Regions from separate parts of the Mus musculus genome. Here region 1 is linked to region 2. A link is a loop called in an ENCODE intact Hi-C map of the cell type or tissue named here. Cell type or tissue: left cerebral cortex. All regions are shown on one strand. Each heading gives the region's core, and the rest is flanking DNA. Links, peaks and the distances in the headings are about the cores only. Region 1 has its middle 9.8 kb from the start of 2700054A10Rik. Region 2 holds the start of Gm24867 (a small nuclear RNA gene).

Region 1 (16,215 bases), core at 4,840-12,839, 110 kb after region 2:
GTCTCTAGTTCTTGTGATCAGGACTTCATTTGGAATAGGGTCTTTGTAGGTCTTATCTTGTTAAGAGTAGGCCTGCTTTTGTTTTGTTTTTTCAGAGAAGAGTTAAGTAGGGAATGGAGACTCTGCCGTAGGGCATGAGATGGCAGAGTTAGAGGCTGCCTTATGCAAGCCAAGGAGAAGCAGAGACGACCAGAAGATGCTGGGACTCCAGAGAATCTTGTGAAGATTCTCTCTATCCCCGCCCAGGGCAAGGCTCTGTGGACATTGCCATTTCCCACATCCGGTAAGCAGACATGTTCTAGTCCCAGTTTGAGGCCTGTTGTGGCGGCTCTCAGACCCATCTTCTTAAACCTTTTCTACTTTCAAGTCCTTTTTGCCCAAGAAATTTTTATCTGACGTCAGGTATTCAGGAATATAAAATAGGGATCACTGGGTAGTGGTGGCACACACCTTTGATCTCAGCACTTGAGAGGCAGAGGCAGGAGGATTTCTGAGTTCAAGGCCAGCCTGGTCTGCAGAGTGAGTTCCAGGACAGCCAGGACTATACAGAGAAACCCTGTCTCGAAAAACAAGCAAGCAAACAAACAAACAAACAAAAAAAGGGATCTAAGTCAAACATTTACCAATTATAAATCATAATCGTTAGGATTAGGCAGCGAAAGGTCCCTTGTTGGGTTTGGACATACATAGATCATGCCACGAAACAGGTCTAATGGAGAGGAGTACTGGGGGAGGGGGAGAGGGAAGGGGAGGAGGAGCAAAGGGCCATCAGAGTGGGGACATGAGAGTTATAGAGACAGACCGAGTAGGAACATGTGAGAGAGATACAGACAGACAGGAAGGCAGAGAGACAGGGAGACAGGAAAGAAAGAAAGAGGGCTGTGATGCCAAGAGAGACCTTGTAAAGGGTGCCCGTGTCACCCAGGAACATACACAACTCTTGGGACATGGGAAATGTGTTGGGCCTGGCAGTGGGAGGCAATGATGTAAGCAGCTGAGTCACTGAAAGGCAGGCTGGAAGAGCACCTGATTTACAACGCTAATGAAACCTATTTTGAGACAATTCTTTGTAATATTTATAATTTTGCCATTTATCAAACACAATGGAAAGCTTGTGTACTAGTGAGACGGATGTGCTTGGTTAGTCTAACACAGGGAATTACGTCTTGGCTGAATGTTTGATATTTCAGGGCACATAACATTTTTATTTCTCAGCGTTGGTTGATATTTTGGCTTTATGAGAGTCAATGCTGAGCTGCCTCTTTGCATAAGTCAGCAGAACCGACTGACAGTTCGTTTGGAATCATTTCAGAAACTGTTGGAAATTCTGTCCTAATCTTAAGATAAAACTGATTGCATAGTTTGCTTGTTTGTTTGTTTTTAAAAAACTGTTAGTCAAGAACTCAAACTGCAACTGTTTTTTTTAAAAAAAAGCTATATACTCTGCTTGTGTGGTGATAAATATAGCCTTAATCTTAACACTCAGGAGGCAGAGATGGGTGGGTTTCTGTGAGTTCCAGGTCAGCCTGGTTTGCATAGTGAGTTCCAGGACAGCAAAGGTTACTTAGTGAGACTCTGTCTTACAAAATCAAAAAAAAAAAAAAAAACCAAAAAAAAACAAAAAAAACAACCAAACATTCCAGCACAATCCAATGCAAAGATGTACTCATTTGAATGTATAGTAAATTCAAGTCCTAATGCATGCTGGGGTCATGCCTGAGCAGAGGACGTTCATGGAACTTCACTAGTATGATGTATGTCCTGGCTGCATGCAGATACAAAGATCGTGTGTCATGGGTTTGGAACCAAGGCTGCAGAAGTCTACTGAAGGAATATGACTTTTGTTTGTTTGTTTGTTTGCTGCATGTTCAGAAAGCATTACACTTCGCTGAAATTCAGTGATCGGCCATGTGGTGGTTTAACTCAGAATGTCAGGGGGCTCATACATTTGAATACTGGGTTCCCAGTTGATGGTCTGTTGGGAAGGATTAAGAGATGTGGCCTTGAGAATGGAGAGGTAGCTCAGTGGTTAGGAGCACTAATTGCTCTTCCAGAGGTCCTGAGTTCAATTCCTACCAACTATATGGTGGCTCACAACCATCTGCAATGAGATCTGATGCCCTCTTCTGGTGTGTCTGAAGACAGCTATATTTTACATATATGCATACAATAAATAAATAACTCTTTAAAAAAAAAGAGGTGTGGCCTTCTTGAAGGAGTGTCCCTGGGGTAGGCTTTGATGTTTCAAAAGCCAACACCAGGCCAGTGCTAGATCTCTCTCTCTCTCTCTCTCTCTCTCTCTCTCTCTTTCTGGAGCAGAGTGAGCATTCTTAGCCCCATGCCTACCCACCCGCCACCATCTTTCCTACCGTGATAATAGACTAACCCTCTACAATTGCAAGCAAGACCATCGTTAAATGCTTTCTTTTAGAAGAGTTGCCCTGACCAGGGTGTTTCTTCACAACAATAACTAAGACATCCTACATTCAGTCAAATGACTTCAAGTGGGGGATCACGAATTGTAGTTTAAGATGCTGTGTTCCCAGGACGCCAGGCCTCTAACAGAGCACATTAGATGCTACACTGGAAAATGATCCTCATAGACATGGGGCTCCACCCTCCGCCCCACCCTCAGCTTTGTATTACATCCACCATTAGAGAGCAAGAAGACAGAACAGAGTGCTCCCCAGCACGGGCTGAGTGACTTTAGATCAAAGCCCCTCCATGCTGGGGGTGCAGACTACCACTCCTCCACCTGACTCAGGGATGCAACTAGGTTCATCTGAATACTCTTGGACAGAGCCTTCTTCCGAGCTGTGTGTGTTCCCCGCCTCACAGGGAAGTGTCGCTGTCCCTGTGTACTTCCGTTTCCAGGTCTTGTGACTTTGACAGCAACAGGAGTGATTTTAATCCCCATCCCCACAGCTTTTTGCATTTTACACCTGTTGAGGACTCTGCTATCCTTGCCAGAGGCAGGGTTCTTTCTAGCTCCCCCTGGTAGAACCCAAATGCACGCTTCCCTTTTGACTCTTAGTTTTACCCATGAACACACATGTGCAGGTCTTCACCCCACTGTCCTGTTTTTCCTCTGCAGGACACTCTGTGATGAGGGGTACACGTTCACTGCTGGAGGCAGAGGCCTCTTCAGGTTCCCAGTGGAAGATGGGCTGTCATGGAAGCGCACCCCCATCTCCGCTCACCCTGGCTGTGCTCCTTGAAGGTACCTGGGGATGAAGCAAGGCTCTGCTATACCCACAGATCCAGGGAATCCAGTCCCCTGCTTCTGGTTCCAGGAACAGACATTCTACTATCTGGGTGACCTTGTTCATTGGGTCCCTCGGCTCACCGAGTTTCTGTTGGCTTCTCTCCCTCTTGTCCTGTAACCAAACACCAATGGCACAAAAGACTTAGCTTTTTCGCTCTTTTTTTTTCATCTAAAGTGCACTGACATGCATTCTAAATGTGGGAATTTAAAAAGAAAAAAAATGCTTTGGCCCTGTCACCCCGAGGAAGTGTCTCCAGATCTGACTAGCTCATTTCCAGATAAAGTTGTAGATACTTTTGTTAAGTGCTTACTGTATGCCAACACTAAAAACACCTACTGTGTGCCAACACTGTAAGTGCCTACTGCGTGCCAACATTGTACTCAACACCAGGCTTGTATTTTCACTACATTTATCATAGTCCCACCAGGTTTTCATTATCATCATTGAACAGCTGAAAAGGCTGGCTCAGGACAGTGAAGCTCTTTTTTTTTTTTAATTTATTTAATACATAAATACACTCACTGTAGCTGTCTTTAGATTTTAGACACACCAGAAGAGGGTGTCAGATCTCATTACGGGTGGTTGTGAGCCACCATGTGGTTGCTGGGATTTGAACTCAGGACCTCCAGAAAGTCAGTGCTCTTACCCTCTGAGCCATCTCACCAGCCTGCCAGTAAAGCTCTTATGATCTTAGGGTTAGTTACTGGAGGGCTGTAAGCTATGCTAACACATGTGCTATGGCCTCTGTACACTCCTGAATGCTGGCCCACACATGAAATCCACAGCCCAGGCACACACATACACAAGGAACACACAGTGCTCCCACACACCTGCACACAAAGAACATATAAGATACATAAACACCTGTATACCCAGAGCCCATAGTGCATGTGTACACATGCACTCACGAGTGCACACACACACACATACCCTTGCACATGGAGCCCATAGCATATACACCTGTGCACATGGAAAAACACAGCACACACACACACACACACACACACACACACACACACCTGTACCCAGGGAGAACACACATACACAAACTTGCACACAGAGGTCACAGCATATGCACATACCTGCACACGTGTATATAGTCCACTACACACAGCACACACACTTCGGAACACCAGAAATTCCACAGCACCTACACACACACACACACACACACACACACACACACACACAGAGCAAGACTACAGTATATGCATATACCCACACCCACATAACCCACAACACAAACCTACAAGCATGAAATCACTAGCACAGACACGCCTACACACACCAAGCTGACAGCTAGCTCCTTTGCACACATTTGACCACCCTCCATACCAAAAAAATCAAATCAAATCAAAACAAAACCACCCTGTTGTCTTCTGTTCTGTGTTTGGATGGGCTCAAGCCAAGACTCATGAAGGGGTAGAGGCGGTGCTCCAACTCTTCTGAGCTCTGTAGCTTGGCTGGGTAGTGAACTGAGGGAGTAGTGCACACCGCTGGAGTGGGGAAAGTACAGGTGCACTGTGGGAAGGCATCCTCAGCCTGTCCCGCCTGCCCCCTCCGATCCTGCCACAGACCCCTGTGAGTGCCTTCTGGGTCCAGGGGAGCTCTGCCAAGCCTGTAAGAAGTTTTAATCCCAGAGGGCTGGCTGTAAACATGGTACCTGCCTGTGTTGCTGCTGTGGAGGTCAGGCCCAAAGGGTCTCCATTATCTTCATTCCTGTGGTGCAAGTTCCAAACCTGTCCGGGAACATGTTCGACCTGCCTTTCTGCCTTTCTGCCTTTCCTCTCAGATCGAGACCTCAGTCTTCAGGGATTTAGGAACCTGGTGTCTTCAGGTCCAACCTGCCTGCCCTGGTGCAGGTTCCCAGAGCCTTTCAGACGTGCACGGGCAGAGCCGTGCTCACAGGCAGTTAAGCTCCTCAGAGGATCAGCATCTAAGACTTCTGGGTTCTGGGACTTGAGGGTAAGGAAGGCAGGATGTTGTTGAAGATGAGAAGTGAAGGGCAAAGTCGAGACCCTTCTCCAGACCCTTCCCAGCCAGGACTCGGCCAGTCCCTGTAGCCGTGTGCACTTGAACCTGGCTGGAATATTAAATAGGTTCTGAGTAGGTGTGGACTACCTCCTGAGCTGGGGTCCACTATACCTCTGATGTCACACCTGTAACCACTACCCTTCTGGTCACAATTCAGGAGACACAGTGAAGACCAGGAATCTCACTGTTTTCCTGCATTCAGCAAGATGCAAGCCCCAGACTCAACTCTCTCTCTCTCTCTCTCTCTCTCTCTCTCTCTCTCTCTCTCCCTCTCTCTGTGTGTATGTGTGTGCCTCTCCTGTGACTAAGACTCCTCTGATCTTTCTCAAAACAAGAGAGCTCAGCCCTTGCAACTGGTTTCCACACCTGAGAATGCCAGAGGTCCTTGAATCTTGGGGTTTCTGCCGCTCTCTCTGTCTCTCTCTCTCCTTTTCCTCCTAAGCCCTGTACCACATTAGAGTCCTTCCTTTCCATGCATCCATGGCGAATGCGCAGTGTGTACCCATTCTAGAGTGAGTGCAGACAGTTAACATCGTTTTATCTTGTTCTTTTCCATGTGTGTCTGTGTGGTTTGCAGCTTTACATGTGTATGTATGTTTCCATGTGTACTCATGTGTATGTATGCTTCCATGTGTATACATGTGTATGTATGTTTCCATGTATACACATATGTATGTTTCCATGTGTACACATGTGTATGTATGTATGTTTCCATGTGTATGTATGTTTCCATGTACACACATGTGGGCATATGTGTATGTGGGTGTGTACACATTTGCTCATTTTTGTAGAGGCCTGAGGTTGGCATTAGGAATCATCTTCACTCTCTCTTCTACCTTATTAAATGAGGCAGGGTCTCTCAATCAAGCCCAGAGCTTACCAACATGTCTAGTTTTGCTAGCCAGCCTGCTTTGGGGATTCTGTTTCTGCCTCAGTCTGGAATTACAACTGGGCTTTCAGGGCCGCCTGGCATTTTATGTGGGTTGTGGGGATCTGAACTCTGATCTTCATGCTTTTTTGGCAAGCACTTAACCACTGAGCCATCTTTCCTACCATAGGGTCACTCCCTCTGTGTGCACACAGGTGTTGGCACCCAGGGCCTTGAGTAGCACATTCTGGCTGCCTTTGCACAAGGCCTTATAGCTTTGTAAACAGAAATTTACTAAACATGATTCTTGACTTGGTTAGATTTCCATTGCTGTGAAAAGACACCATGACCAAGGCAACTCTTATAAGGGACATTTAATTGGGGCTGGCTTACAGGTTCAGAGGTCCAGTCCATTATCATCATAACAGGAAGCATGGCAGCATCCCAACGGGCATGGAGCTGGAGAAATTGAGAGTTCTACATTTTCATCCAATGGAAGGCAGGAGTGGAATGACTTCTAGGCAGCAAGCAGGAGGGTCTTAAAGCCTAGTCTCCCCTCCCCCACCCGCAGTGGCACACTTCCTCCAACAAGGCCACACCTACTCCAACTAGGCCACACCTACTCCAACAAGGCCACACCTACTTCAACAAGGCCACTCCCCGGGTTAAGCATATTTAAACCTCAACAATTCTGGAGATTGAAAGCCAAGATTAGGTTTACGGTGTAGATGACTTTCTAGTTCATAGTGGCACCTCTTAAAGTCCCACCAGGTGCATGGGTGATTGGAACTTTCCGCAGTCTCAGTGAGGGTGCAGACTTCCCCATGACTACCCTCATGACCTCATCACCTCCGCAAGCCTGCTTCCTAACACTAGCTTCTCGGAGGAGTTTCCACAGATGACTTTTGGAAACACAGACCCAGACCGCAGCTGCACCCTCAAGTTGAATTGTTCCCAGACACTTGATAGAGCTTTCTAGCAACTCTAGAACGTGAATCCAGCAGGTGATGACAGGTGACAAAAGCACTTTCAGAATGCTGACACCAGGGTCTGGCAGTGGTGGCACTCGGGAAGCAAAGGTAGATGGGTCTCGAGGTGATGATAATGGACTGGACTTCCGAACCTGTAAGCCAGCCCCAAAGGTAGATGAGTTCGAGGCCAGCCTGATTTTTCTTGCTAATCTCCCTGTTTGTTTTGAGACCTTTTCGTTAAGTGTAGTCTAGGTTCCCTTGAACATGAGATCTTCTTGCTTCACCCTTTCAGTGCTGGGATCAGGAAAACTTCCCACACCCCTGGTTTGCACTACCATACACTGCCTGTGTAAAGGCACCCTACACAGCTCCCTGACATATGTTCCCTGGCCTCCCCGCTCTCTGAAGGACTAGAATAGCCAATGTACATCTAAGTATAGCATCATGACAAAGGAGCAAAGGATTCGGTGCCTGGGACAGGAATGGGGAGAGCTTAGGGCTGGCCTCTGAGATACAGACTAAGAACCAGGGTCCCCCCCCCCCCCCGCCAACCCCTGTTGCCTCTACTTGCCCTTCAGAGTGCTCCAGAACCTGTGTCCTCTGACTCCCACAGTCTCAACCCTTCTCCCTGCTTTCAGTCCCTGGATGGGGTAGACTCTGCAGATCCTCTCTGCCTCACAGGCTGAACCAGGGTATTGACAGTGGTTTCCAGAAGTTCCCATCATTCTGCACTCATGCTTGTCTTCAGCGTGGCTGGCCGAGGGACCCTTACATGGGAGCATGTTTGAGCCAAGCCCTTGAGTGGTACCTACCAGTTCCTGACTCCACCCCCAGTTCACAGAGAAAATAAAATAGACACAGCGTTGAAATCAGGATTTCTTTTTTCTTCACCCAATACAGGAAATATCTGGAAACTAGTTAACACTAGGTGTTCTGCTGGCAAACACTATTTTCCATTTTCCTCTTGTGGTTTTATTTATCGACATTTGAATCATTATGTTGTTATGACTTCCTTTCTATTTCAAACAATTTCCCCATTCTACCGCATTTTATACCCACAATTTTGTGTTCTTTTTCCTAAAAATCTATTCTCTGCAATTATGCATTCCTGGGCCTCCTGGAAAGCCTCTTGGAATGTGGCTGGTCCCTGGCCAGCTCAGCCCCTTCTCACCTGGGTGGAGGGGTCACTGTATCCATCAACTGTAGGACTGGGACTTGGATAACACAGGACCCAGGGTCTTGATCCACTGTAGAAGTTAGGTCTGGTTCTTTCTTCCAACCTCATGCTCCCAGAAATAAGACTCAGATTTAAAATATACTCACAAATACCTCGACACTATAGCTAGGCTCTTCTCTGATGAGATCATAACTTAGGATAACCCATTTGTTCTAATCTAAATACTGCCACATGGCTGGTTACCTGTGCTCAAGTACTGTGAGTCCATCTACTCGTATCTTCCTGGGTGAATCTCGAGCCTGGCTCTATCCCAGAATTCTCTCTGCCTCCCGGCTGTTCCACCTTCTAGTCTACCCTTTCCTAGAGGCCATAAGTTTTTAATTGACAGGTGATGTAACCATACAATAGATGTGATATTCTTTCTACAACCCACTGACAGCAGTCTGTTTTCAATTTGTTGAGCCTGCTATAGGACTTCATTGAGCCTTTCAAGCAAAGCAGATGGCAGAAGTGGGAGGTAGACCCAGGCATTTGTAGGTAGACCCAGATGCCTCAGCCTACTCATCACCAGAGACAACTTGCACCTACTTCTTTTGTTTTTGTTTGTTTGTTTGTTTGGTTGGTTGGTTTTTGGTTTTGTTTTTAGGATTTGATCACAATACATTAGTTTTAAAATTGCTGTTCTTTTCTTTTTTTATTAATTAATTAATTTTTTTTACATTCCATTTTTATTCCCCTCCCCATCCATCTCCTACTGTTCCATATCCCATTACTCATCCCCAACCCCTGTGTCCACGTGGATGTCCCCCCCCCTCCCCCGTGCCACCTGAACTCTAAACTCCCTGGGACTCCAGTCTCTTGAAGCTTATGCACCTACTTTTTTATGGACCATATTTCTGAGTGTTCTGTGAGCATAGAAGGGGCTGACCCTGTAGCCTGCAGTGCTTAGAGCTGAATATCCAAATAGGAAAAAGCCTCTTGGCAGGAGGCTAACACCGATGGTGGGATGGCAGGGGTCTGGTAAGGGAGGCTGACACTGATGGCAGCCTGGGGAGGGAGGAGTTGCGTGAGCAAGCAGGTGAATATGTACGTGGACAGATGGTGAGTCAGTTAATGATAGAGCGAGTGACTGGGTAGAGGAGTGAGTGAGAGCACGTGAAAGAATCAAGCATGAACGAAAGGGTGGATGAGCGAGCAAATGAGGTGTGGATGGATAAGTGTCAGTGAGTGAACTGATGAGGGAGGGAGGGAAAGGTGTATGTGTGAGCGGGTGGGTGGATGAGTCAGTGAGTGATGGAGGAAGTGGGTGGATAAGTGCACAAGTGAGTGTGTGAGTGTGTGAGCAGGTGGATAAGTGTACAAGTGAGTGTATGAGTGATGGACAGATGTAGAAGTGTGTGAGTGAGTGATGGGTGAGTGGGTGAGTGTGCTCCAGAGCACACAAGTATCTCGAGCGAAAGCAGCAGGTGGGAATGAACAGATTGTCTCTGTGGTTCTAAGATGGCACCTGTCACTTGCCATTGTTGGGCTTCATGGCTCTGACACACTGATACCATGCAGACTTCCAAAGCTTGTTTCATGTCTGCACTACCATGTATCCTGATGGCGACTGTCATGACCTAATGCTCCCCTGCTGTAGATTGTGTGGGCTTTCCATCTGGGTATCAGCTGGGCTGGTTTTCTGTGTGAACTGCATCTTGCTGCTTCGGGCTTGTGTACAAACCTCTACACACTGCAACACATTATTTCTACTGTATATGGATAAACACATTCAGTGAATGTATTTCAAGTTCTTACCTGAGTCAGGAACATCCCTTAGAGAAGCAGAAAACAAAATGCCCAAAGCCATCCAGGGGGCACAGGGTATGTATGTGTGTGTGTGTGTACACATGTGTGTATGTTCATGTATGTGGGCATGCATTTGTGCATTTGTGCTTGTGCATGTGTGTATGCATGTGTGCATGTGTGTGTGTGTGCCCTGCCTGGTCCCTGCTCTTGGTGACTTTTGTCCTTTCCGCTCCTTAGCGATGGCTTTACTATTGAAATGATTTCCTTATTCTGGTGTGAATGCCAAAGAAAATAGTGAAAAAAAATCACTATATCTGACTCCACGGGACCACGGCCAAGGGCTGGCCATTTCTCTAATTAGACACAGGACCACACCCACGGGAAGAGCACTGCTCTAAGTGGAACTCCCATCAACTTTATCCTTTCAGCTGTGGGTAAAGGACATGCACAGGTGTGTGAGGTTGGGGGTCGTGTATTGATGGCATTTGGTAGATTATAAAAATCATGTGGTAATTGGCCGTAAGTGGCCGTCAGTGCTGGTCTCACTTAGCAGACTGATGCTTCACTCTTGGGCCCAGGGTCCTGGCTGGTGTGGCATCAGTGTTTCTCAGCTGCTTGTACAGCTCATAGGGAGGTGCCTATGGTGAGCTCTCTTGAAAAGCAGTGGGGTGTGGCTCTCAATTCCAGGGTGGGTTTTGGAGGTTATGGTGGAGCAATGTGCACACTTTGGTCACAGCCCAGTGTTCTTAGTAACACCCGGTGTCCTGTAAGCCACTTTGCTTCTCCCACCAAGGGGCTTATGGCCTGTGAGGTACACTCAGCAGTGACACATTGAAGGTGACCCAGCTGCGAGCATGAAGGTCTCAATTAGAGGCAGCTAGAATCTCTCTTCAGGACCACCTAATCGCTGGTCACAGGGTAGACATTTTCACATTGAAGTTTTAATTTCAAAGTAAGTCGTGCGAAAAATGTTTTCTCGGAGCTAAAACGTATACAACTGCCCTTGGTGAGGTGGAGAGTTGGATGAGTTTGCTGGGCTATTTCCAGGTGTCTTTTTGTGTTTAAACTAGTCCTGGTAGAGACGTGGGGGGTGTGGGAGTGGGGGGAGGGTGCCGGGCCAGGACAGTACCATGTCCTGAGTCAGCATCCTGCCCATCTCTGGGATTCCTTACTTTGAGAACTTCAGTAGATAGCACACCATGAGAAAGATGCTGCGAGGTTGTGTCTTACCACGAGTTTGGGAAACAGGGTGCATTTCACTGGGGAGAGCTGATCCCCGGCACCAGGACCTTATGGGGGACAGTAGTGAAGAAAGAGTGGAACACACAGCAGAGAGCTCTGGAGAACTGACTAATGAATGGAGTGGCTGTGAAGATCCAGAGTGGGAGGTACTTATGCCAAGCAGCCAAGGGTCCCAGGTTACGGGGACTAAGACACCCATAGGAAGCAGGGAAGCGCTGTCAGGATACAGGGAGTACAGACTGGATAACATAGGGCTGGCTGTTCCCTCCTGGTACTTGGTGATTCTCAGTAAGATGCTAAGTCACAGCTGAGGTGTACAAGCACAGTGCCTGAGCCTTTAGACTTCCCCTCTCAAGTTGGGTGACGTGCTCTATCTAGTGCAGTAGTTCTCAACCTGTGGGTCCTGACCCTTTGTGAGCATGGAGTGGGGTCGGGTGGGGTGGCGTGGGGTGGGTTGAAGGACTCTCACAGGGGTCTCATATAAGATATCCTGCATATCATCCGATATTTACATTACAACTCATAACTGTAACAGAATTGCAGTTATGAAGTAACAACAAGACAATTTTATGGTTGGGGGTCACCATAACATGGGGAATGGCATTACGGAGGTTGAGAATCACGGAGCTGATGTCAGAGGCTCAGGAATGGTGGGCAAGAGCTTACAGTCCATTTGGTCAGCTTCTGTCTGCCTCTCCCCCCCACCAGCCCCACCTCAGACAGTGAGGGGTAAGATCCTCAAGTCCACTTTGTATGATTGGGGACATTTTGTAGCCTTTGCAGTTTTTGAAATTTGTTAGTATGTGCCAATTATGAGAAAACATGAAACACTGAAACCTGGTGTGTAGGGGCTTTTGTATTGAAATATGTATATCTCCATATGGCTCTTGTTCTGGACTCCAGCCCGACCGGGACCTAGCTGTCTGTGTCAGTGACACCTCAGGGACAAGAGGTCAGTGGCACAGGCCCTTGGCATCTTTTCTTTGATGACAGTCAGTATAGAGTACGGATTTTACAGCACAGTCATCAGAGCCTGATAGTCATCACTCCTGGCCACGGTCCCTTTCTTACCTTTACTGGTGGTTAAAGAACAGCCTGAGAACAAACTGGGACAGGCTGGGGAGAGGGGCAGCCGCCTCCTTGTTTGGTGGCTCTCACTCTCACTGCTGCCGTCCTAGGGCTGTGTTCTCAACACTGGGCCAGCACCTTATGGGCAAGGACCCAGGCACTCCTCAGTTTCAGAAGTGCATATTTTAATTTTTTGTTTTCCGTGTTCTGTAGAATCAAGGGTGTGCTTTAATAAGTTGCTTTTAAGTTTTATTCCATTGCTCAGACTGTTAAAATTACTAGTTCCCTGGGAGCTGAAATGCTCCTCAATTCTCTTTGTGGTTCTGAGAGACTGCCTTGTAAGGTATTAAAGACTACTCCTGGACTGATTAAAACACAGGCCGGAGAGACACACCTCGATTGGTTCTCCTTGCCTTAGAAAGGACTGCAGGCATTAAGGGTGATGAGATACTTCAGTGAAGTGCTGGGTGTGGCCCAGCTCAGTTTCCACCCCACCCCAACCCACAACTCTCATGGGATCTTGGGAGTCTCATGGGCCCCTTCACACCTGATTACCAACCCCCGGGGTTTGGGTCACTCCTCTTCTCTTCTCTTCTCTTCTCTTCTCTTCTCTTCTCTTCTCTTCTCTTCTCTTCTCTTCTTTCTTTCCCCTCTGTTGTTTTTATTTCAAGATGACATCTCACTGTGTAACCCTGGCTGTCCTGGGATTCACCCTGTAGAACAGGCTGGCCTTAAACTCACAGAAATCCACCAGTTTGTACCTCCCAGGTGCTTGGACTAAAGGTGTGAGCCACCATGTCTGGCCTGGACTGCCATTTTCTTTGGCAGAAACAAGACCACGGGAAAACTGTTCAAAACTTTTCACTGCTGTGCCCCTGTGTACCCTGCCCATGCAGATGCCAATCTTTCCAAGACGGGGGTGGGGGCGCTTAGGGTAGACCCCAAGCCTACATCTTATATGTATATTCACCCTAGGCAGCAACATACTGCACAGTGAAGCTCAGGTTCTGGACATATATGGGAGAAGAGAAGATAGCAGCTGTTGAATCAAGTGAAGACTGATGTGAATGTCCTACACTGGGCTTTAGTGGTAATGAACTGAGACAGGCAGGGACTTAGTCACTGTAGGACTGGCCTTCATGGAAGAGTCAGTGGGGAACTCCTGGGTCCAGAGCAGGGACGGTGGTCCCTGACAGATAGCACCCGGAGGATGGTAGCCTGTCCAGAGACACCTATGTGTCACACATTCTGAGCAAATCATGTATAGTGACTGGGTGCCAGATTCCTATTGTACGCAAGCTTATTTAGAATTTAAAGCTAATCTCAGTATGTATAAACACTGTGCCACACAGTTCTTTATTTATTATATGTAAGTACACTGTAGCTGTCTTCAGACTCATCAGAAGAGGGAGTCAGATCTCATTACAGATGGTTGTGAGCCACCATGTAGTTGCTGAGATTTGAACTCAGGACCTCTGGAAGAGCAGTCAGTGCTCTTAATCGCTAAGTCATTTCTCCAGTCTGCCACACCGTTCTTGATATTGTGATTTGGAGTTAAAGATGAGAAAACAAAGGGTCAATTAACAACATGTCATGGCTGTATTACATATCCTAGAGCCAAGTATGTTTGTGACTCTTGAGTCCCCTCTACCCCACCCCCACCCTTCCACTGAGATGCTTTTTCCTACACTGGAAGTTATAGGGTTGAAGCCTGAAGTTATAGGGGATTCTAGAGATGTTCGGAATTCTCTCCGAAAGAAGCCATGAGGATCAGAGAAAACTACAAACATGGGTGTCTCACAAATGCTTTCCCCCATGGAGCCACAGGGAGCAGTGAGCATGGCACTGCTGGACCCTGTGGCCTTTTTTTTTTCTTTTTAAATATTTATTTATTATTATATCTAAGTACACTGTAGCTGTCTTCAGATTTCAGATGCACCAGAGGAGCGTCAGATCTCATTACAGATGGTTGTGAGCCACCATGTGGTTGCTGGGATTTGAACTCAGGACCTTTGGAAGAGCAGTTGGTGCTCTTAACCACTGAGCCATCTCTCCAGCACCCCCTGTGGCCTTTTTAAGATTGGCATTGTTTCCAGCACTTGGGAGGCAGAGGCAGGTGGATTTCTGAGTTCCAGGCTAGCCTGGTCTACAAAGTGAGTTCCAGAACAGCCAGGGCTACACAGAGAAACGCTGTCTGGAAAAACCAAAAAAAAAAAAAAAAAAAAAAAAAAAAAAAGAGATTGGCATTGTTCATTGAACAAGAGGTCTGAGATGGGGACTAGAAGCCATGGGACTGGCTTGAGTGTACAACTCAAGGAGAAATTATAAGGGGAAATTGTTCGAGGTTGAGAGATCTGCAGATGAAAGAGAATTTGAAATATTTTCGTGGTTGCCACCGTGTGTTTGTAAAAATAAAACGTATAAGATTTTGTGCATCTCTGTAAGGCTACCATTTCAGGGTGGAAACTTTTATTGGAACTTTAAAACAGGAGATATTCGCGCAGGTTCCATGAAAGTTGTGTGGAAGGAAAAAAAGACCACCAGAAGTACCCCGGGGAGGGGGGTGGCAGAGACACCCCGAAATGAGATTTGGGGTGTTAAGAGTATACGAAGACAAGGGTTTTGTTTTGTGTTTTCTTTGCTTTATGATAATATCCAGGCTTGGAAGCATAAAAGCTTCCTTGAGTAGCTATATGCACGTCACTACTGAGCCTTTTCTGACAAAACCAAAACCAAAACAAAGCAAAACAAACAAAAACAAAAAACAAACAAACAAAACAACAACAAAAAACGAAACCAAAAACTCCCCCCAAACCCAAAACCGAATAATTTTGCTGTGAGAGTTTGACATACAGCCACAGGTAGAGGTTGACACTCTCCTCCCTCACAGAACCAACTACACACTTGAAAGGACCTGGGCGGTGGGCGTATGGCCTAAGACACTGGGTCTCTGGGAGCCAGGCTTTGCTGGTGCGAAACTTCCACACAACCATCAGAGAGGAAGAGTCCAAGCAAAACAGGGCCCCCTAAGCTGAGAGGACCTCCGTGACTCAGCACCCTGTGGCTCGGCTCCCTCTTGCTCTCCCCTTGCACGGCTCCGCCCTCTGACCCGGAAGCCCATGACTCAACCCTCAAGGCTCAGCCCTCTGACCCAGAACCCCATGGCTCAACCCTAACGGCTTGGTGTCTCATGGCTGGGAAGCCATGTTCAGTCCCACATGATTTGAACTCTTATAAGGTAGTGTCCCATTTTGTGGTTCGAGCCAGATGGTATTGACCCTCCCTGTCCTGCGGTGAACCTAAGGTCTCCCTAAGGAGAGTACTGGTCTCAGGCATCTCTGCAGGCCGGGAGAGGCCTCCGGAGCCACACCCATCCTACGGACTTTGGAAGCAGGAAACTCAATATGGGTGCTTGTTATTGTGGGAATCACTGTTGTTTCTAAGGGCTCGCTCCCAGACCAGGCCGGTACATACTCAAGTACATTGTTTAGTTTTGTTTTTCAGAACTGTCTTATGATACAGGGTCTGTGTTCATATTTCTTAAAATGCAGGGTATGGAATCTGGCAGGAGTCACGGGGACATCATGTGTTGGTATGCACACAGGAGGGATTAGAGGGCTGGGCGGGGCCACCCAAGCAAGGCACTCCGAGGAAGGTGTGGCAGCAGGCCAGGATTTAATGAGGCTAAGGAGGGAGAGAGTGGCCGGGTCAAGGTTCAGGGTGTGTCAGGAAATAAGTATGTTTTTTTTTATAACTTTAGAGTTTGCCTGTAACATTTTTTTTCTCTTCCAAAGGGAACAA
Region 2 (16,215 bases), core at 4,499-12,498:
AAAGGCACCTGGCGGGCTGCTTGGGTAGGCGGTCTGTTCTTCCCCAGGCTGCCCCAGTGGGAGCTTTAGTCTGACCCTGCCTTCACTTCTAAGCAGATACAGGGTGGGGTCCTTGGTTGCGCCAGCCTTTGAGGTGGACCCAGCTCCCAGTCAAGGGATTTGACCCTCTGCGGTCAGAGGATTGGCTCGAACTCTTCCCCCTCCCAGGGCAGAGGCCCTGAAAGGAGACAACTTGTAAGCAGTCTAGGCAGCCCCACCCTGGGGTGGGCTGGCCTGCCATAATTAACCAATCCCCATAGTGTCTGGTGTCTGATGTTCTCACCATTGTGGTGAGACCAATCAGATCCACCCCTGCAACCTAGAAAAAAGATCCCAGGGGGAACAGATAAAACTCTGAACAAAACTGCTTTTGTCGGTGGAGCGAGGTGGTCCCCGGTTAGCATTGAGGCAGATTCTTACATCCTCCTCTGTCTTCAGTTGGAGAAGGAAAAAAAAAAGAGAGAGAGAGAGAGAGCCACAGGGAGACCTACTGGAGGTTCTTTAGCCTCTGAGGTACAGGAAAGACCCGGGGGCTGAGCTGGCTGTGTGGGGAAGGAGATGGCACCAGGGTTCAGAGCCTCCACAGTCTTTCAGGGCTAGGACTTAGAGATTCGGGGTAAAGTGCAGAGCCCAGTAGCTGTGTTTGGAACCCAACATATCTCAAGGACAGAGTATGGGCTGGACTGTGATCCAAGGTAAGGTAGAGAGAGTGGGGAGGAGGGCAGTCTGGAAGCGGGGGTGAGGGGCTTAGACTCTCCTGGGAGCCCTTGTACCAAGGGCGGGACAGAAAGGACTTGTGTTCAGGCAACACTCCTGCATGCAGGGCACACAGACTCCTGAGTGTGGCTATCTTAGGCCAGGTCCCAGCAGGCTTCTTTAGCCTCAGAGCAGCAGAGGATTCTGGTTGCTGTGGGCGCTGAGTGTGGGGACAGGATGGGGAGTGACTGTCTCAGCCACAGTGCTGGGTTTTCCGCAAGGCATGTCAAGCTCTTGCTAATACTCATATAACCCTACGGGTTCTCCAGCAGACCTCTCCACTCACTTCCACATGCTCACGCCTGCTCCCTTCAGTTCATAAGCTTCCTCCTTCCTCTGCCCTGTGGCTTTGCCAGGGGCCTCTTTCCACATCCCTGCCTGGAGGCACTGGAGACATTCCTGGCAGACATCAGGGAGTATCTGGCTGGTGGCTCATAGGCCATGGAATGTGCAGAGTCTGAAGGTGTGTTTCACCCGCCTTCTGCCCCAAGGTGACTTATTCTCTGGAGTGGCTTGGGGACTGTTGGGGCTGAACAGCAAGCCATTTACCGGAGAGGACAGTGTGTGCAGATCTCAACGAGCGTATTTGGCCACATGACCCAGGCAGCCTCCTCATCTTCCCACATCTCAATTCTCTTGTGGTTTTGTGGTCAGCCTCAGATTAAATCATGGTTGCCTGGCAGCTGAGACTTGTGAGAGAGTCGCTTTCTCCCAGAGTTACCTGAGATGGGCACAGTCACAGGCTGATGTAGACCAAGGATCCTGAGAAGGCTCTGGGCCCTGACAACCTGTAGAGAGCTTGACCCACCTGTCAGAGTTAGGAGATGGGAGAAACATGCAGGCATTTAGGCTCAAACCTGACTAAGAACAAATTGTTCTATTGTAGTGTATGTGTGCACGTATATGTTCATGTGTACACAGTAATTCTGCATATCACTGCAGGGGCCATATGTCTTTCCCCCTCATGCTCTCCACCTGATTTTTAAAGTCAGTGCTAACATTGAGCCTTGGGCTTACTAATTAAGCTGCTAGGACTGAAGGGCAGCAAGCTCTGGGAATCCTGACTCTCCCTTCCCAGCACTGGATTTGCAGACATGCAGTGCAGAACCCAAATGTTTACAGAGGTGTTGGGGGTCCAAAGTCAGGCTTTCAAGCTGGTGAGGCAAGGGCTTTGCTGACTGAGCCGTTTAAACAGTCTGGGACCTGGAGATACAGCTTAGCCCCAGTACAGTTCTAAGCAACCCTATCCGGCAGTTCACCACTGCCTGTAACTCCAGCGCCCTCTTATGGACTCCAAGGGTACCTGCATACCCATGTGCATATACGCCTACCCCATATGCACTGCTCTCTCGTTCTCTCTCTCTCTCTCTCTCTCTCTCTCTCTCTCTCTCGTGTGTGTGTGTGTGTGTGTGTGTGTGTGTGTGTGTGTGTGAAATTAAAAATTTTTTTTTTTTTTTGGTTTTTTGAGACAGGGTTTCTCTGTGTAACCCTGGCTGTCCGGGAACTCACTTTGTAGACCAGGCTGGCCTCGAACTCAGAAATCTGCCTGCCTCTGTCTCCCGAGTGCTGGGATTAAAGGCATGCGCCACCACTGCCCGGCTAAAAATAAATTTAAAAAAGAATTTTCTGGCCTCAATGGCTAGCTCATTTCTCAGGATAGAAGAAAAGTCAAAGGCTTTTTCTGCTAGAAATAGAGATGGAGCCCCCGCCCCGCCTGATGGGTGAGGCTTCAGGGCTGCTGCTTGGAGCAGATGCTTCTCTCGAAGCAGATGGATTTGTAGAGAGGGGGACAAAGCCAGCCATTTGGGGACCGATGCCAGCAACACTGCCTGCTGAGGCATGGGCTGCCAGTGTTCCCAGAGCCTCCATCTCAGCTGAAGCCTCCAGTGAGCTCTCTGGTGTCGTTCATTTAAGCACATGACTTTCAAAGTCCTGGATGTGGTGTGCAGGTCACAAAGGTTGCAGAGAAGCTACTTAAATGGTTTCATCAGTGTTTGCTGCCATAGTAAGAATGATTCATAGACAAGTGCCTTGGAGAGAGAAACCAAAACGAAAAGACTCCTTTGCCAAAGTGTCTTCCATAGTCCATACTTTGGGGGGTGGGGTGGATAGGGGAGGGAGAGGAGGAAAGGAGAGAAGAATTGTGTTAATTGTGTAATAACTCTGAAAATGGGGACTGAGTAGATAAAGAGGCCAGTATTGGAGAGGTAGCTTTATTACAAGGAACAATAGCAATTTAAAAACTCATTTAAAGACAACTTTACGTTAAAACGCTATTGCTTTTCCTCATGTCTGTGAAGGAAGTACAAGCTAAAAACGAAAGCCCCAAACAATAGGGAATGGGGGAGGGGGGATCAGAAAAACCAAAAGCTTCCATAATTTCCAGAGCCTGACTGTGTTTGGTCCAGAGACCCCTTCTGGCAAGGAGTGCCATTTGTGTGCGGCCCTCTGTCTACACAGATCACAGCAGCATGAGATGAGTCACACCCCATGTGTGTCTCTCTAGTAAAGTTTTCTTAACGATACTACTTGTCTCCCTTGTTTCAGACATCTCCTTTTGTATGTATGTGGGTGGGTGCATCACACACACAAAGAGGCTATCAAGTGTCTGGCTCTATCACTTTCTGTCTGATTCTCTGACTGAACACAGAAGTGAGGGAGTAGCCTGCAAGCCCCAGGGACTCTCCTGTCTCCGCCTTCCACAGGGCTGTCTTTACAGGTGCATGTGTGGCCATGCCTGGTCTTTCACATGGTTCAGGGACGAGTGTGACCTTGGGTAAGGTGAAAGGAGGCTAAGAGCGGAGAGATAGCTTTGTGGGCTCTTCTCCAGCCTACGGACGGTCTCCTAGTAGCCTTTCTCTGGGGTTAAGGGATGACTCTGAGAGGCACATGATCTTGCTTTGTCTGTTTGGCTGTGGCTGTATACCACCAGATCAGGCACTACTGAGGCTGAAAGAGCAGCTGAAACGGACCGTCCGTCTGCAACCCAGTGATGAGCCCAGGTGAGCTCTGCACTTCGGGGGCTCTTTGTTCCTTGAGAGGCATGGAGGACTATGCTCCAGTGACTGGGAAGGAAGAACATGCCAGCCCCACGCGCTTCACCTAGCCCACAAGGACAGCCCGTACGCAGTGTTCACACAGCATGTGGTCTGTGGTCATTCCTGGCAGCCAAGGTTTGGGAAAAGCAGCCTCTGCCTGGGTCTGCCTCTGTTCTCTGCTCACAGCTCTCCACCCCTGCCAAGGAGACTGTGGTTGCTAGCAGCTGTGGACACTTTCCCACAATGCAGTTCTTCGTGATGTCTGCTAAGCTGGGGGGGGGGGGGTCTTCTCTGAAGCCCTGATTCCTCACTCTGACTTTCCCACCCTTTCTTCCTTGACTTTTCTCAAGGGAGAGAAAGGAGAATGGATACATCTATCCATCTATCTATCTATCTATCTATCTATCTATCTATCTATCTATCGACAACTGAAGATGGGAAAAGGGTAATTTTTTTAAAAAAAGCTAATGACCCTGTGTATTTAGTTTATGTGGGATTCTGTTCTGTTTTATTGTTTGAGCTGTCTGTCTTAACGTCACTATCAAACTATTTGAATTATTATAATTTTGTAATATATCCTTAGTCCAATAGTGCTATCCAATTTTACTTTTTTGGGTTAAGAGCGCTTTACTATTGAGTTTTTTTTCTTTTTTTTTTAAAGTTTCCCTATGAATTTTAGGACTTTATTATATCCATAAAAATATTATTTGAAATTTGATAGAAAATGCATTGAATATAGTGGTGGTATTGCACTGGGTAGTGTGGACACTCTAAAAAGTATTATTTCTTCTAACCAATTAAAATGAGATAATTTACACTTGGAACAACATTATGAACTAACCAGTACCCCTGAGCTCTTGACTCTAGCTGCATATGTATCAAAAGATGGCCTAGTCGGCCATCACTGGAAAGAGAGGCCCATTGGACACGCAGACTTTGTGTGCCCCGGTACAGGGGAACGCCAGGGCCAAAGGGGGGGAGTGGGTGGGTAGGGGAGTGGGGGTGGGTGGGTAAGGGGGACTTTTGGTATAGCATTGGAAATGGAAATGAGCTAAATACCTAATAAAAAAAAATGAAAAAAAAAAAAAAAAAAAAAAAAAAAAAAAACAAAACAAAACAAAACAAAACAAGAAAAAAAAAAAAAAAAAAAAAAAAAAAAAGAAAAAAGGATAGACGGGAGAGATGGCTCAGCAGTTAAGAGCACTGACTGCTCTTCCAGAGGTCCTGAGTTTGATTCCCAGCAACCACACGGTGGCTCACAACCATCTGTAATGGGATCCAATGCCCTCTTCTGGTGTGTCTTAAGAGAGAGACAGTGTACTCATATACAAAATCTTGAGAGAGAGAGACAGACAGACTCATGACTGAAGTTAAGGAGACTTTGGAGGAAGTAGTTATGTATTTATATATAATTGATAATTTGTATTTAATTGACAGAGCCATTTCTTTTGCTCTGATAGGTGAACAGCATGAGGCAAGGCATGCAATTTCAGGACTTTCTGTCCCTTGTTTCTCTGTATAGTGTTTTGTTGCCTTGAGGCAGTGACTACCGCTGGGGTTAAACCCAGGGCTTGGTTTTATGCTATGCCTATATGTTTTCATCATCCTAAGACATCTTATCTCCCCTCGACCTGCCTGCCTGCTGGGTTAGCACTGTGTTTGTATTTTTAAACAAATCATTATGGTCCACTCTCAAAAGGAGGCACATTGTTGGTTATCAGAATCACAAATATGAAGGAGACACTGGACGACTGTCTCCCCAGCCGACGGCTGGTATCTGCCTGTCCTGCTGCCCTCAGTTCATCCTAGGCTGAAAAGTTACTCGAAGTCTGCTGTACAGTTGAGTCCATGTGTCAGAAAGGGAGGGAGTCTCCAGTCTCTGAATACATAGCAAACTAGGCTTCATTCACATTCTCAACGTGGAAATCTATAGGAGGTGCAGTCTGCCCAGTTTCTCGTCCCTCTCGGAAATGTTCAGGCAATGAAGAACTCAGGGGCAGGGGGAAATACAGTTAGGAACACGGGAAGCACTGTTTTGTACCAAACTGTTGTACCAGTCTTTCATGGTGATGCCTCTCTTTGCAAGGTTGAAAAATCAAACAGCCCGGTTGCCAGTACTCTTATTGTGAAATGAGGACCGTTGTTTCTGGTGGCTCACACCCTCTTTGTTCCTTTCCTTTCCCAACTTTAGCCTCTTCCCTTTGTCCTCTCCTCCCGCTTCCCTTTCTCCCTCTTCTAACATCCCTCCTCCATCTCCCCCCCTCAGTTTCTCTCCCTTTCCCTTCTTTCTCTCCTCCCCTCCCCTCCCCTCCCCTATTCTTCTGTATCTACCACTTTAAATCATGGTCTGAAGCCTCAGTTCATACTAACTTGTAAAGCTGTGCTTGGCAGTATTCTTGAGACAGGCTGCATCAGACTAGGAACAGCAGCTCTGGGGGTTTCTCTGGGGGGCTTTGGTGGCACTTCCCATTCTCTGTCACAGGACAGCAGCAGGAGCTTCCAGGTCTGATGCTGCTCCTCATCCTGGAGTCTAGGTCACCTGAGGCCTGAATCCAGGTTTTTTTTTGTTTTGTTTTGTTTTTTGCTGCGTTAACATTACACTTCCTCTCTTCCTTCACACTTGTCTCTGCAAATAGACTCTGGAGTCATTCTGCCCACAACGTCTGAGATTCAGTATGCTTGGTATTTCAAAATGGATTTATCTGGGTTTGGTGGAAAGGCTCTGACATCCAGCTACTTGGGAAGCCGATACAAGAGTACAGTCAAGTTCACAGCCATCTTGGGTAACTTAGTGAGACCCTGTCTCAGAATAAAAAAGTTAAAGGGTGTGTGTGTGTGTGTGTGTGTGTGTGTGTGTGTGTGTGTGTGTGTGGAGGGGTGTGGTTCAGTACAGAACACATGCTTGGCGCATGCTTAGCATACATAAAGTTCCAGGCTCAATCCCTGGTACCACAAATACTGAGATAGAATTAAATAGGGCTATAGGGAGTTTGGTGACTGAAGGCCTCCTCAAAGATCAAATGAGGTTTAGAAAACAAAACAGAGTTATAGGCGAGGCAAAACATTCAGGTGGATTGGCTCTTCTCTCCTTATAACTAAGCTTTGAATCTGGAATGGATGACCCAACGTTATTCTTATAAAAGGTGTGCGAATGAACCCTATGGGATGATAACAGACCAGCATGGTGAGTGCTGTTTAGGTCTGAGCTTTGGCCAGTGGGTGTTGGTGGGAACATTCAGTCAAAGACTCTCCCTTCAGATCTGGTGCTCTCTCTAAGCCTAGAGCTGGGCCACATGCACACAGCAGCTTCAGCCAGTGCACTGTGATGCTGCAAACTGCAGTCTATTTTGAGTCTTTAAGTCTGTTCCCTGGCCCCTACAGGTGGGAGCCTGCAAAATTATACTTCGCTCCTTCTATGGGCGGCACCCACACCATCCTGTAGTTCAGGGTAGAAGGAAGGCTGACAAACCATCTTCACCTAAAGCAGCATGGGTGGGGAAGGGGGAAGGGTGGGGGACCAAGAGCCACAGCTCTGTTCTCTGCCGGGTAAGATGTCAAAATAGCTCATTTAAACCTGGGACAATACTTTTCCTCTAACACACACACACACACACACACACACACACACACACACACACACACACGAAGCTATTTTCTATTTAAAGTTGCTTATTCACAACTGACCCAGAAATCTGGTGAATGGTAAGTGATCCAAGAGAGAAGTTTGAAAAATTGTTCCCATGTCCTGACAGCAGCTGGTGGTCACACCCATACAATAAGCAGCTGAGGGGCTGGTGAGATGGCTCAGCAGTTAGGAGCGCTGACTGCTCTCTCAAAGGTCCTCAGTTCAAATCCCAGCAACCACATGGTGGCTCACAACCACCCGTAATGAGATCTGATGCCCTCTTCTGGAGTGTCTGAAGACAGCTACAGTGTATATAATTAATAAATAAATAAATAAATAAATATTAGAAACTATTAGAGTTTTAAAAAAAAGCAGCCTACATCGACAGGCCATGGAAAGACTGTCTTGCTGGAGACTGAGCCATGGCAGACCCACAGCAGAAGCTTAAGTGCAGACACAACCCCTGGGGACTGTGGGTTTGTTGGGAGTGCTAGTGTCCCCTATGAGACTATGGCCAGGGTACCATTTCTGGGCGCAGAGCCCTGAGCTGAATAAGGCTGCCCTGCCTTTAGCCCCTGTTTATTATGCTTTGGTATCTAGTGAGTGACAGCTTATTGCTCCCTGGAGAACTGGCTTGTGACATGGGTCTTTGTATCTTGACCTCTAGCCTTGCTAGCGAGCGGCAACCCTGTGGACTTGGGCTGAGCACAGCCTTGGATTTGAAGGGGAAGAGCAGAGACCTCACACTGTACAGAGGCCATGCCTGTCACAGGCTAGTCCTGTCCCCCAGATGAAGATCACATCGTCTGAGACAATGCCCTTTTTCTCTTTCTGAGGCTTTTGGGAGCTTCCCACGGATGGAGGTCAACTTGAGAGAAATGAGGTGTCGTGAGGCACGAGTGAAGATCGGGGTGATCCTCTCTCTGGATAGGGTTTCTAACACTGGATTCTGTTTGCTTGTTTGTTTGTTTGTTTTTATGGGGCACTTCAGGAGTTTGCAAGTCTTCCTTATACAGGGGCCATGTTAATCTTCTCTGTACTGTTCCAATTTTAGTATATATTCTCCCAAAGTGAGCAGCCCTGGATTCTGGCCTCAAGATCAGAGCTTGGATGGAGGGGAAGGAAGCATGATGCCTTAGTTTCCTTTCTTCTTTCTGCGAGAAAACACCCAACAAAGCGACTTAGGAAAGAAAGATTTACTTTGGGCTCACAGTTAGAGGAGTCACAAACCACCACGGTGGAAAAGGTAGTAGGCAGAGGCAGAGGTCACATTTTAACTGTCATTTGGCAGCAAAGAGAGTCTGGGCTGGACTGTTAAACTTCAAGGCCTGTGCCCAGTGACCCACTCTCTCCAGTGAGGCTCCACCACCTAGGGGGTTCCACAACCTCACCAGGCAGCACCACAGGCTGGGGACCAAGTGTTCAAACATGAGCCTATGGGAAAATTCTGATGCAAACCACAACACTCAGCTAAATGTCTGGATTATTCTGTGGCTAGGAAACAGTGGCAGCTGGGAGACAACCACACAGGAAGCTGGGGTGAGCAGGAGGGTGGGAGCCACTGAAAACTATAAATCCCACTGCCATACACTCCTCCTCCTAAAGAGTACATGGCAGGTGTCTCCCAGCACCAGAAGACAGGTGTCATGGAGAAGGTGTGGCCAGACCTGCTTCGTTCCTCTCCCCTTTAAGAACCGTTGTTCTTGTCTTCCTTATTCGTCTAGATTATATCATGTTGAGACCCAAAACCTCTATGTGGCTCCTTCACATACAATGTCCTACGGCCGTAGACTGTGAGTACCACCTGGTAACGTGTGAATGTGTCAGTGAAGTAAGCCACTGTTGTGAGCAATGCTTCAAGGTGCCCGAAGAACCTGAGCTACCTTTCTCTACAGGTAAACTGTACAGGTTTACTCAGGAGGGGCAGTGAGATGCCTGGCCAAGCAGCATCTCTCCTACTCTGTGGAGGGAGGAAGGCTTCAATGCAGCCAAGTGCCAGGTATGCAATGGGGGCTTCTGACAGTTTTGAGTCTCCAGGGAATGTGGGCTCACTATCGTTGTCAAGAAGATGAGGTCAACACAAGCCCTTCTACCCACTGTATATGGATGTGCATGTCCATGCCAACATCCCAGAGGACTATGGGCCCACAGAGACCCCTCACTCAGAGGTGAAGATTGTGCCTCACATAGACACCTCCTTGGAGGAACAGGTGCATGGTATTTTTCTGGAGGGGAGGGTGGCGTGAGGGGTTGCAGTGTCAGACCCAGTGAGGCCCTTCATAGGCTATGTTCAAGATCATGGACTATTTCTTCTTTCAGAAGCTCACAGTTCTGATCAAAGAATCCCTAGAGACTTTGTACACATGACAACAGCATGAACATGCCTCATTCCTATGTTCATGTGCATCGTTCATGTATGTGCATACCTCATTCATTGTAGGAAGTAACATGTACAACAGAGTGATGAGTTCTAGCTTGGAGAAGATTGTATTTAAAAGCCAAGTGTGGGCTGAAAGGATATCTGAAGGGCTGTGATGGTTTGTATATGCTTGGCCCAGGGAGTGGCACTATTAGGAGGTGTGGCCTAGTTGGATTAGGTGTGTCACTTGCCCTAGCTGCCTGGAAGCAAGTCTTAGCAGCCTTCAGATGAAGATAAAGAACTCTCAGCTCCTTCCTGCATGCCTTCTTGGATGCTTCCATGCTCCTCCTGCCTTTATGATAATAGACTGAACCTGTAAGCCAGACACAGTTAAATGTTGTCCTTATAAGAGTTGCCTTGTCGTATGTACAACATGTGTCTGTTCACAGCAGTAAAACCCTAACTAAGACAAGGGCTGAAGAGTAATAGCAAACATGGGAACCTGAGTTCAACCCCACCCCTGCTGCCACCCCTGAGACCCCAAAAGAGAGCCTGGCATAGGGATGCTCACATCTAATCTCAGCCCTGGGAAGGCAAGGGACAGGGGGACCTCTGAACTTGTTGCTGGCCAGTCCAAGACTTAAAACTCTGTCAACTTCAGGTCAACGAGAAACCTCGTCTCAAAAAACAAAGTACACAGAACTCGAAGGTGCACAGCCAAGGTTGACCTCTAGCACCTCCTGCACTTGCACATACCTACACACATGCACACACACACACACACACACACACACACACACACACGCACCCTCACTTACACTGGTGTGTGTGAGGCCGGTGTGTGTGCCCTGCTATCCATGTGGAGGTCAGATGGCAACTTTATGGCATGGGTTCTCTTCCTATACGCTGGGTGGCATGCTCAGGTCACCATGACTGCACAAAAGCACCTTTACCTGCTGAAATATCTCACCAGTCTTCCGAGGGTTTTGATCAGTCTAACTTGAGACAGCTTCTATCCTAGATGGGGACCCAAATACCTACTTTCTTGTATGATGACCTGTAGCAGGATTTTCCCTGTCCAATCACTTTAAATATAATACAAGAAGCCTGTGATTGGACAGGGAAAAGGGAGGTGGGGTGAAGAGTTGCAGAGATGGAGACAGGGAGTGACAAAGGAAGGAAGCAAGATGTAGGACGAACAGGATCATTCAGATTCCATGTGGTTTTAAATAGCCACAGGTAGATACAATATCATATAGGGATAGAATAATTGGAATAATTAGTCTAATCTAAGTGGGCAACTTGTACCATTATCAATTGGCCCTGAATTTATTGTGTGGGCATCTTGTGTATTGAAAATTTATTGATACATAAATCTGACTGATTAATTTTAAGCTTCTAGAGTTTTGATTTTACTCAGTTACTGGGAATTGTGACAGCCAATTGCATGGTCTTTGCATGGGGCTGGCATGGCAATGACCCACCAAGGGAACTTGGAAGCTCTGGGCCAAAGAGTCTGCTGAAATGAGAACACCCTGCTGGAGTTATGTGGCCCGCTGGTGCTCAGTGTAGCGTGGGAACTTGCCATTCTTTTTAATATTTCCCTAAACAATGACCTACTCTGCTTCCTCCTGCCTGCCTCAGTGTGTTTTATGGTTCCTCACAGATCTGAAGTGGGGATGGGCTGAAATTCTCGAAGACTTGTCCCCCATGACCCAGCTCAGTCAGCCAAGCCTCACATCCTATCAAAAGAGTGCCACCACCTGGCGACTAAGCATTCAAACATGTAAACCTATGGAGAACCCTTCATGCACAGTCTATTACAAATGCCACCTAGACTCCCCAATATTCCTAGGCATGAACAGTTGCTGGGACAGGCTCCCTCATCAATCCTTTTCAGAGCTAACAAGAGACTCTGCAGCAGAGACTTGTTCCTGAGGACCTGGAGTCTTTGCCGAGGGTCAGCCGACAGTCACCAGTGTCTATGAGGTTCATGGGAGCCACTAGACCTCACTTGGCTCCTACAATGTGCCACAGATATCACTCACACAAAATGGTGATGAGTGATTGGCATCTGCCCAGAGGGAAAATGTCCATGGCAAAGTTGTCCCACATAGAGAAGCCACACGCAAACTGCAACGGACCTTGACCTCCCAAGCGAACAGAAACAAAGCCCTCTTGTCCTGCAGCAGGCAGTGACTGTACAAACACAGCCAGAGGGAGGGAGTGTGGGCAAAGCCACCTCTAGTTCTGGATTCCAGGGAAAGAAGGCAGGATCCACTCCAGTTGTGGACCTTGGAGTGGGGCAAGCTGGCTTGATGGCACATGGCCTTCTTCTGGGGCTATACTGACCCAGGTTGATACCCAGGCAAAAGTCCCCAGAGTGCTAAACCCTTCCTGGCCACAAGTTCTTTGCTGTGGGCCCTAAAGCTATTCACTACATTTATGCTTTTAAACTTAATTTAATATAATGAAGTCATTAAGTCCTTTCTTGTTTTAAAAACTTTATTTATTCATTATGTGTGCTTATGCTTGCCTGTGCATGTACATGCATATAGATATGTGCATCCATGTACCCGTAGAGGCCATAGGAGGAAGTCCACTTAATTCCTTCAGACAGGGTCTCTCACTAAACCTAGAACTAGGCTGGTTGTCAGGAAGCCTCATGCTCCTCCTGTCTCTGACTCTCGACTCTCTGCAGAGGCAGTTCTTGGCCACACTTGGCTTTATATGTGGATGCTAGGGATTTGAGATCAGATCCTCTGTGACTCTCATGGCACAGAAAGCCATCAAATGGGTTCAGCCCACTGAGACTGCTTCGAAGAAAGCCACAGGCTGGGCAGCTTATGGATTTGTTTGTTTTAGGGTCAGAAACTAGAAGTTTAAGCTGGCCTTGGCCTGGCTGGTGTCTGAGGAGGCTGTGCCTCTATGCAGAGGGTGCTTCCTCCCTGTGTCCTCCTCTGGTCAACCACTCCTGGTTTCCCTATCATCTGGCACCAGTCCATCGTAAGGGCTCTGTGGTGATCTTGATCTGACCACTCTACTCTCAGCTTAAAGAACAAGCCTTTGGGAGGCGATGCAGAGACAAAGTCACAGCACGAGCTCATGTTGTTATGTCTAACAGCTAAGCAAGTTGTAAGGCTACTGAGCCTCCTTCAGGCACTAGGAAATGGCCCGTCCACTTCCCAATGTTTCTAACTTGGTGGCTAGCACCCAATACTCTGCTCTTCCACCTGAGTAGGCCTTGTTGGGGTTTTGCTCCCTGAGGACTAAATATCATCAGTCCATCCATCACACAGGTATTCATTAGTGCTGATGGACAAGGAGCAAGGCAGAAAGAGCAACTACAGCCCTGCCCCCTCCTGCATTAGAACCCTGATACCCTGCTCTCCTGGTATGGAAGTCTTAGAACAGGTCTAGCTGTCATCTGACAATGCCGTGTCCACAGCTTCATTAGTTTTGTCCAAAACATTCAGTTTGGGTCCCCACCCACAAGGACCTGACTCCTGATTCTGACTGGGGACAGCCTATCCCCAGAATAAGTGATGGTTGGACTTACTGCATTTCTCTCTAAGCTCCTGCAGAGCAGAACAGTTCACACACACACACACACACACACACACACACACACACACACACACACAGAGTCTTCTGAGGGGCTCAGTCTGTGGCCCTGCCCTAGCTTGGTGGACATTCATTAGTGCTGGCTATGCTTGTTCAAGCATGTCAGGGCCATGCATCAGTCAGAGCAGTGTGGGGGAGAGGTGGCCAGCTTGTCCATCTGTCCTTACCTTCCTCTCACTAGTGAAGGGTCTGGAGAGCAGAGAGGGTCCCCTGCTTCATCTGCCTGTTTTACCTGGAGGTCCTTAGGTTCATAAGGCATCTTTTCCGACTCCTAACACAGGGAAGGTGTTTAGTGCCATTAGGGTCTTGTATTGTTTACCCAGTAACTCTGGGTACCTCTAGAGAGTCTGGGAACAAAAGACTCAGAGCTGGGTGAGATGCCAGATAAGCCATGAGCAGGAAAAAAAAAAAAAAATCAAAGCTCGTGGACAAACCAAGGGCTCAGTTTAGATTCTGTTCAGGGTGTCTAACAGGTCCTCCTGGTTTCCGAAAAATACAAGAATGTCCAACAGGCCTGGGGAGATGGCTCCAGAGGGAAGAGTGCTTGCTGTGTGACACTCAAACAGAAAGATGACCAAAGCTATCTGTGCCTGTAACCCCAGCTTTGGTAACTGTGGGGTGGAGCCTAGACAAAACACTAACACAGTCCACCTCACAGAAGTGGTGAGCTTCCAGTTCAATTCCAAGGGACTAAAGCAGAGAATGACAGAGAGAGACCTTATGTCTTTCTCTGTCCTCTGTGGGAGCATGCAACCACACATTCATGTGTATGACCAACAACAACACACACACACACACACACACACACACACACACACACACACACACACACACACCATGCAAACACACAAAGAATGTCCAAAAGCCCTACAGACTCCAGACAGCACAGCCTCTGGCCTCCTTCATTTTCTGAGCCTCTTACAGAAAGGCAAAGCCTGTGCCAAGGGGTTTGTGGATCGCAGAATTATCATGTAGCATCCTCTGTCTCCACTGAGTAATTCCTGTGGATTGATCAATATCAAAGGTCTGGGCTTGCCGCCAGCCTGCGATGCCATGCATGCTCGGAGAATACTGTCACTGCATTTTAGAGCACGCCCAGCCACTTCCTCCCAGATGCCCGCAGCATCCATATTCACAGACAAACGATCTTCCTTAACCTCCTAAAATCACGATAGGCAGTGTCAGCCTTGAGAATTTTTTTCTTTTTAATCAGGAAATGGGAAACACAGGAGCAATGCATTCATTAGGAGAATTCCTCATGTCTCCTGACCCGCATAAATCACAAAATCCCTTCAATGGTTTCTTAGTTTAGAATCCAAATTCGAGGGTGCTGCCAGCCAGTCAGCTGAATCCCTGCATTTCCCATTCATCTTGATATTTTATCAAAAATATCTTTCTTACAACTGGTATAGATCCCCGGTGCCCCGGGAGCATTCACAAAACCTGATTTGGCCCACAGAAGGCTATTTATATATAGTCTCTGCGACCTAGGCATTCTGGACAGAGGGGCGTGGCACAAGGAAGCTGCAGGTGCCACGGGCCAACCCAGGGTTCAGGGCTGGGGGTGGAGACTGAGCAGAGCTGAGAAGGGCTTGAGTAAGCAATAAATATACTGCCTGGCGCCTTGATTCATATGCTAAGGAGCATCAAATTCGGCTTTAATTGGTGCAGAGAGGGAAGCTTGCAGCTGCCTCTGGCCCACACTGTGCACGGTAGGATACTCCCATGAATAGTGTTTAAAAATAAGCCCCGCAGGGAAATGCAGCCCAAAGACTGAGAGCAGCCAGTGACTGGGGGAGGGGGTGTGGGCGGCCTGTGGCTGGGGAAGGGTGTGGGGCGCAAGGCTACCAGGTTAAATCTGAGAAGATCTCAGACCTCAGAGTCCCAGGAGCCGCAGATTTCCTCCGTGCCCTGTAAAGAAATACGTGTTTCACCCTTTGTGAAAATGCTTAGCCTTTCATGATGGTTGCTGTTCCCCTGTGGACTCTTGTGGAGAGAGGCCACAGGGGCTCTCTTTCGGGGAAAGTCTCTTCTAGCCCTGTTTCCCTTTCTCCCTGGCTTTGGGGCTGGGCTCTAGGAAGGGACCCTCAGTGAGGGCAGAAAGCTCTTCACTAGGCTAAGACTTTCCCTACTGGAACTATGGAAGCAAGGAGACATGGTGCTTTGCCAGGCCAGCGTCCTAGGCCAGCCCTTCTTAGGTGCTGGCCAAGCCTAGTCAAATGAATTTCGCCTCTTCTTAGCTAGAGTGCAGAGTGACCACGTGTACAGCCAGCTCCTGGCCAAGAGGCCCCTAGAACAGGATCTGGGAGGGTTGGCTACTCTTGGTGTTTGTGTGTGAGTCTAGGTTGTAGAAACCATTGCTTATGTATGGATCATATAAGCACATTTATAAACCAGCAATGAAGAGGCTTTCTGACCTGAGTGTGTGTGTGTGTGTGTGTGTATGTGTGTGTGTGTGTATGTGTGTGTATGGAGAGAGAGAGATGGGAAAGAGAGAAAGAGAGGGAGGAGGGGAGACCTTTGCTATAAAGAAAAGTCTGGTATATTCCATATTGAATTCCATGTGCTGGGTTTCAGGTGAGAGAGTAGGAAGCTAAGTGGGTTGTTTGTAGCCATCAGGTTCCACTCAGGTGTCTTAAGTCAGGTGGGACATTTGTACTTCCAGCTCTGGGACAGGGGGGGCATGAGGCCTGACCACACTAGGTTTCTAACAGCTTCCTGGTTTGTAGAATTTGAATGAGACTCTCAGTTTCTTGAGCCGCGTTTTACTTCTG

What was found. Peaks named below come from ENCODE experiments on the same cell type or tissue, not always from the same donor. Only the 100,000 strongest peaks of a DNase experiment are listed, where the experiment ranks them.
Region 1: a loop joins it to region 2, with 2.7 times the contacts of the local background. A loop is called at or near these places in 3 of 42 quality-filtered maps.

Annotation. Positions count from the first base shown.
Region 1 is chr17:13,555,763-13,571,977 of GRCm38, reverse strand. No RefSeq gene overlaps it. Among named protein-coding and RNA genes, the nearest start is that of 2700054A10Rik, 9.8 kb to the right of the region's middle. In left cerebral cortex, for the core only: no CTCF peak of the experiment used is centred there; a DNase peak (open chromatin) is centred at 8,740.
Region 2 is chr17:13,667,697-13,683,911 of GRCm38, reverse strand. Gm24867 (a small nuclear RNA gene) reads right to left here and starts at 8,534; the gene lies at 8,430-8,534. In left cerebral cortex, for the core only: CTCF peaks have their summits at 7,792 and 11,600 (motif pointing left); DNase peaks (open chromatin) are centred at 6,275, 6,461, 7,234 and 7,509; H3K27ac peaks cover 657 bases.